2 separate regions of the Mus musculus genome follow, and region 2 is linked to region 1. A link is a loop called in an ENCODE intact Hi-C map of the cell type or tissue named here. Cell type or tissue: left cerebral cortex. All regions are shown on one strand. Each heading gives the region's core, and the rest is flanking DNA. Links, peaks and the distances in the headings are about the cores only. Region 1 holds the start of Eif1 (eukaryotic translation initiation factor 1). Region 2 holds the start of Smarce1 (SWI/SNF related, matrix associated, actin dependent regulator of chromatin, subfamily e, member 1).

What was found. A loop is a pair of places that touch in the nucleus more often than their neighbours do. Peaks named below come from ENCODE experiments on the same cell type or tissue, not always from the same donor. Only the 100,000 strongest peaks of a DNase experiment are listed, where the experiment ranks them.
Region 2: a loop joins it to region 1, with 2.8 times the contacts of the local background. A loop is called at or near these places in 1 of 42 quality-filtered maps.

The regions. Positions count from the first base shown.
Region 1 is chr11:100,316,994-100,323,394 of GRCm38, forward strand. Eif1 (eukaryotic translation initiation factor 1) reads left to right here and starts at 2,956. Exons shown (of 4, transcript NM_011508.2): 1 at 2,956-3,167; 2 at 3,673-3,836; 3 at 3,955-4,056; 4 at 4,324-5,106. The coding sequence starts at 3,137. The coding sequence ends at 4,368. In left cerebral cortex, for the core only: CTCF peaks have their summits at 2,648, 3,552 and 4,817; DNase peaks (open chromatin) are centred at 1,736, 2,832, 3,488 and 3,857; H3K4me3 peaks cover 2,282 bases; H3K27ac peaks cover 1,607 bases.
Region 2 is chr11:99,227,907-99,234,307 of GRCm38, forward strand. Smarce1 (SWI/SNF related, matrix associated, actin dependent regulator of chromatin, subfamily e, member 1) reads right to left here and starts at 3,111. Exons shown (of 11, transcript NM_020618.4): 1 at 2,496-3,111; 2 at 591-642; 3 at 369-412. The coding sequence starts at 597. Krt222 (keratin 222) reads right to left here. Exons shown (of 6, transcript NM_172946.3): 6 at 4,855-6,401. In left cerebral cortex, for the core only: no CTCF peak of the experiment used is centred there; a DNase peak (open chromatin) is centred at 2,780; H3K4me3 peaks cover 2,283 bases; H3K27ac peaks cover 1,443 bases.

The DNA.
Region 1 (6,401 bases), core at 1,617-5,616:
ACGGAGAGCGTAAAGGTTCCCAGGCTGCCAGGCTGGGGCATCAGGTCTTCAAGTTTGGATGAATAGTATTGAGATGCACATGACATACATACACATACACATACACACACACACACACACACACACACAACATATATGTTCCTTTTCCAGACATCTAGGGAGCTAAATTATTTAAATCCCAATATTTTTTTAGAGCCCTTGCTCCATGGCACATCCTGTATGCAAAGCATTTGGGAAACAGAGTCAGAGAATAAGGAGTTAAGAGCCAGCCAAGGCTGTATGACACCCTGCCTCAAAAAAAAAGAAAAAAAGAAAGAAAAGGGGGTGGGGGTGCCAATCATGTAGTAAATAAGAAAACATTTAGGGGTGTGCTGAAGAGGTGGCCCAGCAGTTAACAGCACTTTACAGTTCTTGCAGAGGACTCAGGTTCCATTCCCAGCATTCTCTTCTGGCCTCTGAAGACCTCAGTCCCATGCGTGCAGGCAAACATTCATACACACTTATCTTTACTTCTTACTTTTATTTTTATGTATATAGGTGTTTTTCGTGTGTGTGTGTGTGTGTGTGTGTGTGTGTGTGTGTGTGTGTGTGTGTGTCTGCACGTCACAAGCATACAGTGCAGGCCAGAAGAAGGTCAGACCTCCTGGGGCCAGAGTTACTGCTCGCTAGGAACCACCATGTGAGGCATGGGATTAGAACTCAGATTCTCTCAAAGAGCAGACAGTCAGTCATCTCTCCAGCCCTGAAAAAAATGAGTGCATCTTCAAAACAAAACAAAACAAAACAAAACAAAACAAAACAAAACACCTCTCAGGACTACTTGCCCAGCATGACCCTTGGACTCAATCCCCAGGACACCCCCCCCCTCAATAAAATCCTTTCATGTCCACCTTTTCCTCCCTGGGGAATGTTCTGTTTGATGAGTTTCTGCCCTGCTCCACAGCATCTTATAAACTCAGGCCACGATGCCACCGCCTTACCGGTCTTATCTAACCAGCTCATCTGAAGGAGCAGCCTGGGTCTGTGGCACTTGTCACACCAGCTCAATTCTTTCCCCAGCACCTCTCTCGACCCAGTATTATTAGTCTGTTTATTTTCTGCCTGTCCAGGAGGTCAGGGAGACTGATGACCTGTGCATAAACTGACTGTTCACGAGGCCAGCACACAAGTTTTTACTGTTGCTGTTTTAGTTTAGTTTGGTTTGTTTGCTTTAAGAGACAGTGTTTCTCTGTGGTAACAAACAGCCCTGGTTGTCCTGGGACTTGTTCTATAAACTAGGCTGGCCTTGAACTCAGAGATCTGCCTACCTCTGCCTCCTGAGTGCTGGGACTAAAGGCGTGTGCCACCACACCTGACTAAGCTTGCAAGTTTTTGTTGGAATTGTGTGGTGCTTTTTGGCATTTTTTTTCTCTGTTGTATTTGTTTTGGGCCTTTTGGTTTTTTGTTTGTTTTTTTTTTTTTTTCGAGACAGTGTTTCTCTGTATAGATAGCCCTGGCTGTCCTGGAACTCACTTTGTAGACCAGGCTGGCCTCTAACTCAGAAATCCACCTTCCTCTGCATCCCAAGTGCTGGGATTAAAGGTGTGTGCCACCATCCAGCAGTTTCTTGTTTTGAAAGTCTCATTGTATAGATCTGCTGGGTCTCAAACTCGCAGGCATCTATCTGCCAGCCTCTGCCTCACAAGTGCTAAGATCAAAGGCGTGCCCCACCACACCCGGCCTATTTTTCTGGTTCTTCAGAGACAGTAGCCAGTCTAGTACTGAATTCACTTGACCTTGAACTTTTTCCTCTGGCTTCCTTCTCCTGAGAGCTGGGATGTACCACCATACCTAGAAGTTGGCAGTATTTTTAAGTTAAGAGATTTTATATAAAGCACCCACTCTTTGGGGAGCATTTGAATAAAGTCTGACACAGTAGTTATCAGCCTCTGGTTCTCCTATTGGCCCCCACAAACCCAGTTACATCACACTTGGCTGTCTCTTTTTTTTTTTTTTTTTTTTTTTCGGTTTTTCGAGACAGGGTTTCTCTGTATACCTTGGCTGTCCTGGAACTCACTCTGTAGACCAGGCTAGCCTCGAACTCGGAAATCCGCCTGTCTCTGCTTCCCAAGTGCTGGGATTAAAGGTGTGCGCGGTGGCACTTGCCTTTAATCCCACCACTCATGGGGCAAAAGCAGACCCCATGTGGCCAGCCTGGTCTATAGAGTTCCAGCACAGCCAAAACCCTGTCTTGAAAAAACAAAAAGAAAGGTTAACTGCTTTGAAAAAAATATTCACCTAGACTCTACAAAGGCTTTACCTCACACACAGGCTTGTAGGACAAAAGGCATCCTGTGAGGCTTGGACATTTTTTTCCTGGGGTCCCCACTCCTACCTAAGGGACTACTTCCTTCCTTAGAAGAATTAATCTAAATAATAATTTTTGGTTACCAATTTTAAAACATGCTAATCCAAATGATACCCTATATAAGGTCCAAATTTTGATCACGTTATTTTATGCTGATTAAATGGCTATATCTGTGAATACGTGCAGAGAAGGGTAGGTTGATGGGTGGCTGGATCAGTCGAATTTTGGAGGACCCGCACGTAATTACCCTTTAAAGCAAATCGATCCTCACCCTAAGACCCATCTCAGAGCTAGTGCCAGGACCCCAACAGGGTCAAGATGGTAGAACGTGCGGTAGGCGCAGGCGCGCTCGAAACCTCCGCCAGTTTTCGCGGCCGCTCAGACAACTACCATGCCCACTGCGCAAGCGCGCAGGCGGACCAAGCTTTCCCTCCCCCCTCTCGCCCCTCCCTGAGTCAACAGAACATCCTTTCCAGGCCAAACCCAGTGCGCACGCGTCAAGCCTTGACTCCGCCCCCCGACCAATAGGAAGCCGCAGCGCTCGGGCGTCCGGGAGCTTGACTCCATGGGTGGGGCCGAGACGTGAGGGCAGCGCGCTGGCGTCACAGGGGCGGCTATATAAGTGAATACAGGCGCCGCCCCTCCGCCCCAGTCACTGAGCCGCCGCCGAGGACTCAGCTGCCTCCCCCTCGAGCCCCCTCGCTTCCCGACGCTCCGTCCCCCCCGCCCGCCTTCTCCCGCAGCCGCCTTCCGCAGGCCGTTTCCACCGAGGAAAAGGAATCGTATCGTATGTCCGCTATCCAGAACCTCCACTCTTTCGGTGAGCCTGGGGAAGGTCGCGCGGGCCTGGGGGGGGGGTGGCGGGGTCGGAGCTCGGAGAGCCGCCGAGCGCGGCGAGCCCATCTTAGCTCGGGCTGGAGGGGTGGTGATGCCCGTGGAACCGAGATCTGCGCCCAGGGTCGACCTCTGAGGGTGCCCGGAAGAAACGGGTGGGAGGTGAGCCCTTGGGCGGGCCCGGCGTCTCGGGTGGCGCATTTACTAATGGCTCCTGCCTCTCGGCGAGCCACACCCGCCCCCTCCCGCCACCCCTGCGTCATGTCCTCTACGTCACCGTCGTTGTCTCGGAGCTGGGAGGGAAGGCCCCGCCTCGGGAGCCTGGCTTCCGGTAGGTTGCATCAGCCGGGTGGGGCGCTGCCTGCCCACTAGGTCTCTCCAGCACGTGATCAGCCTTGGCGGGAGGGCTGGCCTAGAGCAGAAAGCTAGCTCTAGTACTGGCCAGTTCCCGGAGGGACAACAAAGGACACCTCCGGATTATTTCTTCACAGACCCCTTTGCTGATGCAAGTAAGGGTGATGACCTGCTTCCTGCTGGCACTGAGGATTATATCCATATAAGAATTCAACAGAGAAACGGCAGGAAGACCCTTACCACTGTCCAAGGGATCGCTGATGATTACGATAAAAAGAAACTAGTGAAGGCGTTTAAGAAGGTGGGTCTGCTGTGGAGAGAGCACGTTGTATGGTCTACCAAGGGAGAGGGTGCAAACGTCAAGGGAGTCCGTGTTGATGGCATGGCCTCTTAGATGCTGCATCCTTTTGTCCTTGCAGAAATTTGCCTGCAATGGTACTGTAATTGAGCATCCAGAATATGGAGAAGTAATTCAGCTACAGGGTGACCAGCGCAAGAACATATGCCAGTTCCTGATAGAGGTGAGTTTAGGCCGCCCTCAATGCATTATGGGTTTCCTGAATTTCTAATCCTTACAGTTGAGCTTTTAAATACATGTAGACATTCCCACTTTCAAACAGTACTTGGGGGTGGCATAGGGAAGTTTTAGTAACAGTGGTCAATTGAACCATTGTGTCTACTGGGATAGACTGAAGTACTCTTCTTTATTGGGACTCCTTGCAAGGTGTATATGGGAGAATCTGTTGACGTCATGTAACCTGTCCCTCTCCCTTGTCCTCTTTTTGCAGATTGGGCTGGCTAAGGACGATCAGCTGAAGGTTCATGGGTTTTAAGTGCTTGTGGCTCTCTGAAGCTTAAGTGAGGATTTCCTTGCAATGAGTAGAATTTCCCTTCTGTCCCTTGTCACAAGTTTAAAAACCTCACAGCTTGTATAATGTAATCATTTGGGGTCCGCTTTTAACTTGGACTAGTGTAACTCCTTCATGCAATAAACTGAAAAGAGCCATGCTGTGTAGTCTTGAAGTCCCTCATTTAAACAGGTTGAGCAGTAAGCCCTGGCAGTGTCCACCCTGGAACAAAGCAATGACAAGGTTTCAGCCAAGCCAAGAACCCCAAGATCACAGGAGGCTATGTCTGACCAGAGGCTCCTTGGGGCTCCCTGGACAGAGTCCCCTGCCCTAGGAGAGTGTCACCACTTGAACAGAATGGGTAACACTGCCCCAGCTATGTCACTAGAGGGAGTCTCTGGCCCTGGTATCTGACCAGGTAGAATTCAGAAAGGGCTACCTTTCCAGAGAAGTCATGGACATTTAGTTCACCACCAGGGTGGTCTTTTGAAGCAGATCTATCCTAGCCGGGAGGTGTTGCGACATGAAGGGTGAGGCCAGCCCGGAACAAATGCCAAGCTGGTGCCATTGGCTGTGTGGCTAGCTGTAGAGGCTTCAACTCAGTACGAGCCAGTGCCATGTGAAGGAACAAGCTGGTCTTTTGGTTTTCTTTCCCCCTCCAGTTTCAATGTTATGTAATGTATTTAAATCCTTATTTAAATAAAGCTTGTTTTCAGAAACGCCTGATGTCCAGATTGCACTTGGTCAAGCTACATACAGAGAGGGATCACAAAGACAGGCTCAGTTGGGAAGCATTTACCAGAGCTGTGCCCATCACTTATCAACACAGATGGAATTCATTCTGGAGCTGATATGCTTACAAAGCAGCTGGAGCCCTGTGGCTGTTGGGCTATCTTAGTAACGTGGGGGGGGGGGCTGCTTTGTAACACTCAGCTTGAATTCTAGGGCAGGATTAAACTAGCCATGTTGGATTTTGTAGTGAATTTGATCCTGGGGACCTATATGATAGAGAACTGGCTCTAAAAGGTGGCCGCCTGACCTTGCAAAGTATTGAAGTGTAGGGAGAATGAGGATCCCCAAATGATGGTCATCCTGGGTCAGCATTTGGGAAGTATAAAGCTGCCTGTAGTCTAGTCCTTGTGTTTAGTCCTGCGTTGGAAATCCTGAGGGCATAAGGCAAGCAAAGTTGTGGATCTCAGGAGTAGAAGGTCCCCACTCCCACAAGTTCTGATACCCCATGGTCCCAAGCTCCACACAACTTTTTGAGGAACTATCCTAGTCCTATCTGTTCCGGAGCTCTTATATACCAGACTGGCCTAAAACTCCCAATCTACCTGCCCCTGCCTCCAGAGTGCTGAAATTTAAAGCTGTGCACTACTGCTTGGCTGAAACTGCTCTAAATGCTGACAGATGTCTCAGGTTCTGTTGAAAAGGCAAAGTACAGTCCTAGTACATGAGAAAATAAAATGTACACAGTAAGATAATAAAAAGCCAGGCAGTGGTGGCACACACCTTTGATCCCAGCACTTGGGAGGGAGGCAGAGGTAGGCAGATTTCTGAGCTCAAGGCGAGCCTGGTCTACAGAGTGAGCTCCAGGACAGCAAGGGCTACACAGAGAAACCCTGTCACGAAAAGCCAAAAAAAAAAAAAAAAAAGTACACAGTAGTACACAGTACTTAGTGCTAGCCCATTTCTTTTATACTTATAAAAAATCAGGCCTAATGGCACACACCTGTGATCTCAGTTCCCCAAGCCTGCCTGGGCTATAAAGTAACTTTGCAAAATCTAAAAGATCAATAGAACTGGGAATATCTGGTAGTAATAGGGCACTTGCCTAGCATTTCTGAAGCCCTAGGTTTCCATACCCAGCAAGAATAGGGAAAAAAGGGCTGGTGAGATGGCTCAGTGGTTAAGAGCGCTGACTGCTCTTCCAAAGGTCCTGAGTTCAAATCCCAGCAGCCACATGGTGGCTCACAACCATCCGTAATGAAATCTGATGCCCTCTTCTGGAGTGTCTG
Region 2 (6,401 bases), core at 915-4,914, 1.1 Mb before region 1:
ATGTAACCGGTTGAAGGTTAGGCTTAAAAACAACAAAAAAGAATAAAGGATGCCAGAACGAGCATTTACTCAATATCAACGGAAAGACCCTTCACCAGGGAAAAACGGCAAGAACGGAGTGTTTCACTGATGTCCCGTTAGGAAACAAAGAGCACAGGAGGCTGGAAGCTCACAGTATGTATTTTTAAGTGTTGGGTTTGGCTCAGGTAGGATGAAAGGAGTTATTTTATTTGGTAGGAAGTGCTGTTTTTTAGCTGAATTGTCTATCCTGTGGCTGTGATGACTGAGTGACTGTCAGTGGAAGACATCTGGGTTTTTGTATCAAGGCCAGACTTGGCTATTACATTAACAAGAAAATTAAAACTTACTGTTGCAGGAGCTGGGGTGGGAGGTGGGGCATAAGATGGTCTTTCTGTTTGAAAGAAAATAAATAACTTCTTGTAAACAACTGAGATATAATACTATGCAACAAAACTACCAATGGTCCTGCTTTGAAGAAAAAAAAAAATGAGAGTATTTTGGAATTCCCATTTGCTAGGGCATTAGTCTCGTATTAACACAGATTGATAAATATAAAAATTGAAACTTACTTGACATTTTGGAAGATTAAGTTCTCAGTTCCTTAAGAATGAATCTGAGACACTAAAATAAAAAAAAAGAAAAAAAAGAAAAAAAAAGAGAATCAAAACTCAGCAAGCATAAGAGAATGTTTTCCTAAAGAATAGGGTAGTTTGGTATTTCTGAGCAAAATTACTTCACTATTAATTGCTAGTAATCAAGCCTTTTGCATATTTTTAACTAGTTCTTACATTCATTTGATTGATCAGAATTAAATGATGAAAATAAATTACTGGGAAATTTAGAGTTATATTAGAGATGGATTTTTAGGTTTTTGCTTATGATACTGAGAGCAGCGTCTTGTATGGAAAACATTTTGCTGATGCCATGCAAACGATTACTTAGACTGATAAAAAAAAATAATGACAATAGAATGTGATGTATTATCCGGGTGACCCCAACAAGGCCTACCAGATACTGACAACCCCTGATTAGAAGCTCTGCCTTATTTAGGGAACATCTTTCATTGAAACAGAGTCATGTCTTATTCCTGGAGGCAGTGTGAAAGGTAAGTCAGTATGATAACAAACTTTACATTCTCTTTTGTTGGTAAATAGTTTCATAAGAGCCGGGAACAATTTTCTGAGGCTACTTACAGGACACATGTTGTTCCTTTACAGCTCATTTCAGAAATTATCTCAGGTACTTTCTTGATACATCATCGGGACAGAATAAATTATATCTCGTCTCTGTATTCCTACATGGCTTACAAAGACCAGCGGCACTTTCCCTCCAACAACATGTGAATGTGCTAGGTTTTGCCTTGCAAGAGAGGAGGGATGGTCTAATTTATTACTGTATTATTCAAACATAGCTCAAGTCTTCATAAATTTGGTCCTAGTATGGCCAGCTCGAAACATGGACATATCTGAGCTTGTTCCTTACTCAACATAGACCACAAATGGTAATGCATAAGAGATGAAAACTTATTTTTAGAAGGATGGTGAATACACTTTTTTTTCTCCTAGTTTTCATTTTAAGGAAGTGCCTCAAATCATCAAGGTAAGAGTTTCTGATGTGGAAATAGCTAAGTTTTTTCAATTCATCTCTTTTTTTCCTTCCATCAACACCCAGTAGGCCTTGCTGTGGGGAGCCCCGACAGAAACTGTGACAGGGTCCCTGGTACCTTACACTTCACTGCTAATACTTACAAATGATTGCTCTCCCGGGCTAAGCATATAAACTCTAGTAGTGAGTGGATCTAACCATTGTGCCTGGGACGCAACTCTGTATTTATTGAATTAATTACCTTACTGGTCAGGCTTATAACACAGTCTTACTCACTAGTCACAACGACCCTACCCGATGCGTATGACTGTCCCCATTTTACAAAGGAAGAAAACAGTCTCGGGGCGATTAAGTGTCTAAGGCCAGAGACCCGGAATTGTCAGAGATGGGTTTAAACCCAACCCACACCGTCTCAGACTTCACTCCAGGCCACCCCGGGAATCCTTAAGTCGCTGCCTGAACCAAATAAAAAATAAAAATAAACAAAGGGGGGGGGGGACGACCACCTTCGTGGTGGGTGAGGATCCCCGCTGGCCTTGCCCAGAGGGTTTCCGGAGATCCTTTCCCTGGAGTTTTGTGGCGGGCGGAGGGCGAGCTTTTCTGGAAACTCCCCTGCAGGGGGTTGTGCATTGGTGCTCACCGGCGTCGGGAGTCCCGCGGAAAGGGACTACCGGCGCCTCCGAGGAGCTGTTCCGGACGGGGTTGCCCCGCCGCCGCTAGGCCTCACCGAGGCCGCACCGGCTCTAGCTCCCGCCTCGCAGCCGAGGCCGAACCCCAGCACCCCGCGGGAGCTCGGGGTCCCGCCAAGCAGAAACACCACCGCTCGCCACCCTTCCCCGACCGGGTTGGGCCCACTGGGAAACACTCACCCGCGGGCCGAGCAGGCGCCCGCAGCTCCGGCTTCGCTTCCCTTTGTCCCGCGCTCGCCCCGCCCCTCGCGCCGGAGCTTCCGCGCTCGCACTTTCCACACGCTCCCGGGAATTGTCTGCCGGCCGCGGCCGGCTCCCGGCAGACGAACAGCCCTTCCAGTGAGCACGCGGCGAGGCTTAGGGCGCCAAGGATTTTTAAAAAAAATTTCGTCAGGCTCCTGGGTTTCCTCAGAAGTCTTCCAATTTGGATCCCGTCCCAGTCGGGCGCCGATTCGTCACGGCGAGGAGGGCGGAGAAGGCTGGGCCGCGTTGCGGGCCCTGGTTCGCGGCCCGGCGGCAGGAACTGCGCAGACTGCGCGCCCGGGGCTTCACTGAGGCGGTGGGCGCCGCCGCGTGAGGCGGGCGCCGGAGGGGAAAGGCTCGCCGGAGCCTCTCCCGGGAGAGGGTGGGACGCAGTTCCCACACACCATGCACTCTGGCTTTTCCCTTCGCTCTGGTCTTCAGTCCTCCGCTGATGGACGTATGAATGGAGAAGATGGAGAATGTAGGCGGGGAGGACCCGGGTCGCTGCGTTTAGGTCCTTGCTGGCGCCCAGCGGGGCTCCCCTGCCTCCGCCTAAGCGAAAAGCAACACGGGAGTTTTGTAGTTTTCCCAGATGTTTCTAGAGGTCGAGTGATGGCGGCGGGTTTCTGCGCCTAGGGTCCTCAGATGTCAGCTCACTCCTTCCAGCTGGCATACCTGTGACAATTCACATCCCTTCCCAGGAGGGCCAGTTCAGCTCAGCCTCGCTTGTCTTTAAACAGTTCAGTGTTTCTTTGTGATGCCCTCCTGGAACTTTCCCAAGCCGGTCCTGTATCTGATACCCTCTATATGGGATTGGGCCATCTGCTATCTTGGAAAGTCTTGAAAACAAAGTTTTAGGCATCTGGACCGGACAATTTCATAATTACCAATGATTTCTAAGGGCTAGACATGTAATTGTTCAGTGAGTGTGCGTGGAGCCACCTTTCTGGACCATTCCAGGGCTATTTTTTTTTTAAACTAATTAACGAATACTTTGGCGGATTATACAAAGTAGAGAACACTTGGCTAGTGTGGGTCACGTCACGGTGGAGGAAAAATGAACAGAGCATCTGTGGTTATCTAAGGTCAATGTTAGCATCTAGAGAAACTGGCTGAATGCTGGGACTACCTGTTGGCCCTTATCCTGGTTGTGACAACAGGAAGTGAGGTATCTTTAGAAGTGATAAGTGATAATACTGTCCAGTTCTTCCATCGCCCAATATTTTCATACTCTGGTGAAATTATCGAAATGAACCGGTATTGTAAGGAAAGACTAAAGGAGAGGTTTGTTTTGTTTTGTTTTCAGATGAATGCATAGCATAAGGGAATGATCTGAAAATGTTTTTTTTTTAACACAAAGAGCATAGAGAAGGTGAATGTAGGATCCACACAATTACAGCAGGGATCCAGTGGCTTCTTCCTCTGCCCAGTAATTCCAGCCTTGTTACTTCCCGGTCTTAGCAAGGACTATGGAATGGTGGAAAAGGGGGTACAGGCACAGTGCTCCGGAGCATGTGTGCACGCGCATGCATGCTGCAAGGTGCCATTCCCAGCTGGGCAGTTAGTTCTCTGAAACTCAGCGGTGTCTGCATGCTGTGGTGGGAAAGGGCTGGCACAAAATTGGCTTAAAAAAGGGGAATTGATTGAGTTCTAAGTGGACAGCGGCATGGCATTCTTTCTTGTTCTTTTTACTTCTGTGAGGCGCTAGGGATTGAATCCAGGGTCCCGAACAGGTCCTGCAGCACTTTTCTTTCCTTTCCTTTTTTCTTTTTTTTTTGGTTTTCCGAGACAGGGTTTCTTTGTGTAGCCCTGGCTGTCCTGGAACTCATTCTGTAGACCAGGCTGTCCTCGAACTCAGAAATCTGCCTGCCTCTGCCTCCCGAGTGCTGGGATTAAAGGCGTACGCCACCACACCCGGCCTGCAGCACTTTTCAAATAATGCTGTCTACTATTATATCTCCCCAGAATTATAGGATTTTATAATTATGGTTATGATGCGTGTGTGTGTGTGTGTGTGTGTGTGTGTGTGTGTGTTTGTAGGATCTTACTACGTAGTTCAGGCTGGTCTGGAACTCAAAATCTTTCCTCTGCCTTCCACGAGCTGGGATCGCAGGTGTGTACTGTCAGCACCTAGCTGGATTTTAAAACTTAATCCTTAATTTATCTTGGAAACCAAGTTAAACCCTTCATCTCCTATCACTGGAGCTGTCTTCCTCAAGTGATTTAGCTTTGTTTGGCTTAACCATGCACAGACATCTTTGAAATAGGAGAACCCAAATACAAGGAAGCCTTAGAGTTCATGTTTAAATTTTTTTTTATTATGGTGGCATCATTTACTTTGGTAAATTCATATTCTGATTTTAAAATGCCTCAAAGCAAACAAAACTCATTTACAAATTCAAGTACTGCATGTTACACACAGAATAGCCACACAGTGGAACTTCTCTAGCAAGCTGTTAATTCACAATGCCCAGTCCCAACACTGCAGTAGATTGCACTAAATGTATCGCTTTATCGTAATTGTTGTTGCATAATGCAGTAACCAGTACAATGGCTAATATGATTGCAGTCAAAGCTTTAATAAAGTAGCAGCATTTAATGATGAATACTCCCCCTCCCTTTTTTTTTTCCCTGAGGTCCAGACCCAGTGCCTCCTATGTGCTAGGTGAAGTTCTGCCACCTTGCGGTACCCCCAGCCTGAAAGAAACATTTAATGTGTAGGATGCAATTTTAGGTCAGGCGCTTATTCAAGAATAAGTGCTTAATATGCTGTTGTAACATTGAAGAACAGCATCGTTCATTTTTACTCACTAACTAGAGTGAGTCAGGCTGAAGGCAACCTGGAGTAATGAAAAAGGGGAACGTTAAACCTCTGGATTACACTAAAAGCTAACTAATGTAAGTTCCTTGTGGCTAAAGCATATTTACTAGTCAACATATATACACACATGTGGAGAGGGAGGGAGGGGGAGAGGAGGGTGGGCTTTGAAGGCCCCACTAAAATGCTAATATAGCTGTAGCCCTTAGATGATACTTGAGCTGAGAACAAAGAACAGTGGCCAATGGTTTGTACTCCTTATTTGTTGTTGTTTAGGAAAAAAAAAGCCTAAAATATCTAAATGTCGTAAAACAGATATCTACTATTTAAGGTCTCAAAGTAAATGTACCTGCATTAAACAAATTTAGGTTGTTTTTTAAAAAACAAAACAAACTTTGCAATGGGGCTAGAGAGATGGCTCAGAGGTTAAGAGCAGTGGCTGCTCTTCTAGAGGTCCTGAGTTCAATTCCCAGTAACCACATGGTGGCTCACAACCATCTGTCATGAGATCTGATGCCCTCCTTCTGGGGTGCAAGCATATATGTATAGCAAGTAAATAATAACAATTAAAAACAAAACCAGAAAACAACTTTGCAACAATTTTTCACTTATTCACAAATATATTTTACATCTCTATTTATTACAGTTTGAACAATTTAAAATCAAGTTCTGCAGGCACTCTTAGCTCAGATAGCAGTACTATGCTGTTAGCTCACAGAAATGACTGCAAGGACTATTTCTCTGAGTTCATAGACTCTTTCCTCTCAGGCCCATAGCACACGCTACTCACACTTCATTTTGCAGATGGTGAGCAGCTGGGTAACTGTCCTGGTAACTGGATTCACCACAATCTCAATGTGCTTTAAAAGGTTTGTACAGCTGGAGTGTGTGTATGTCCGGGTGTGTGTGTGTGTGTGTGTGTACAACCTTTAACTTTCAACAAACTAACTCTCCCGATACTGATTTTTAAAAAGCTTTAAGATAAAGATATAGAGTAACCCAATTTTATTAATAATCAAAATTGC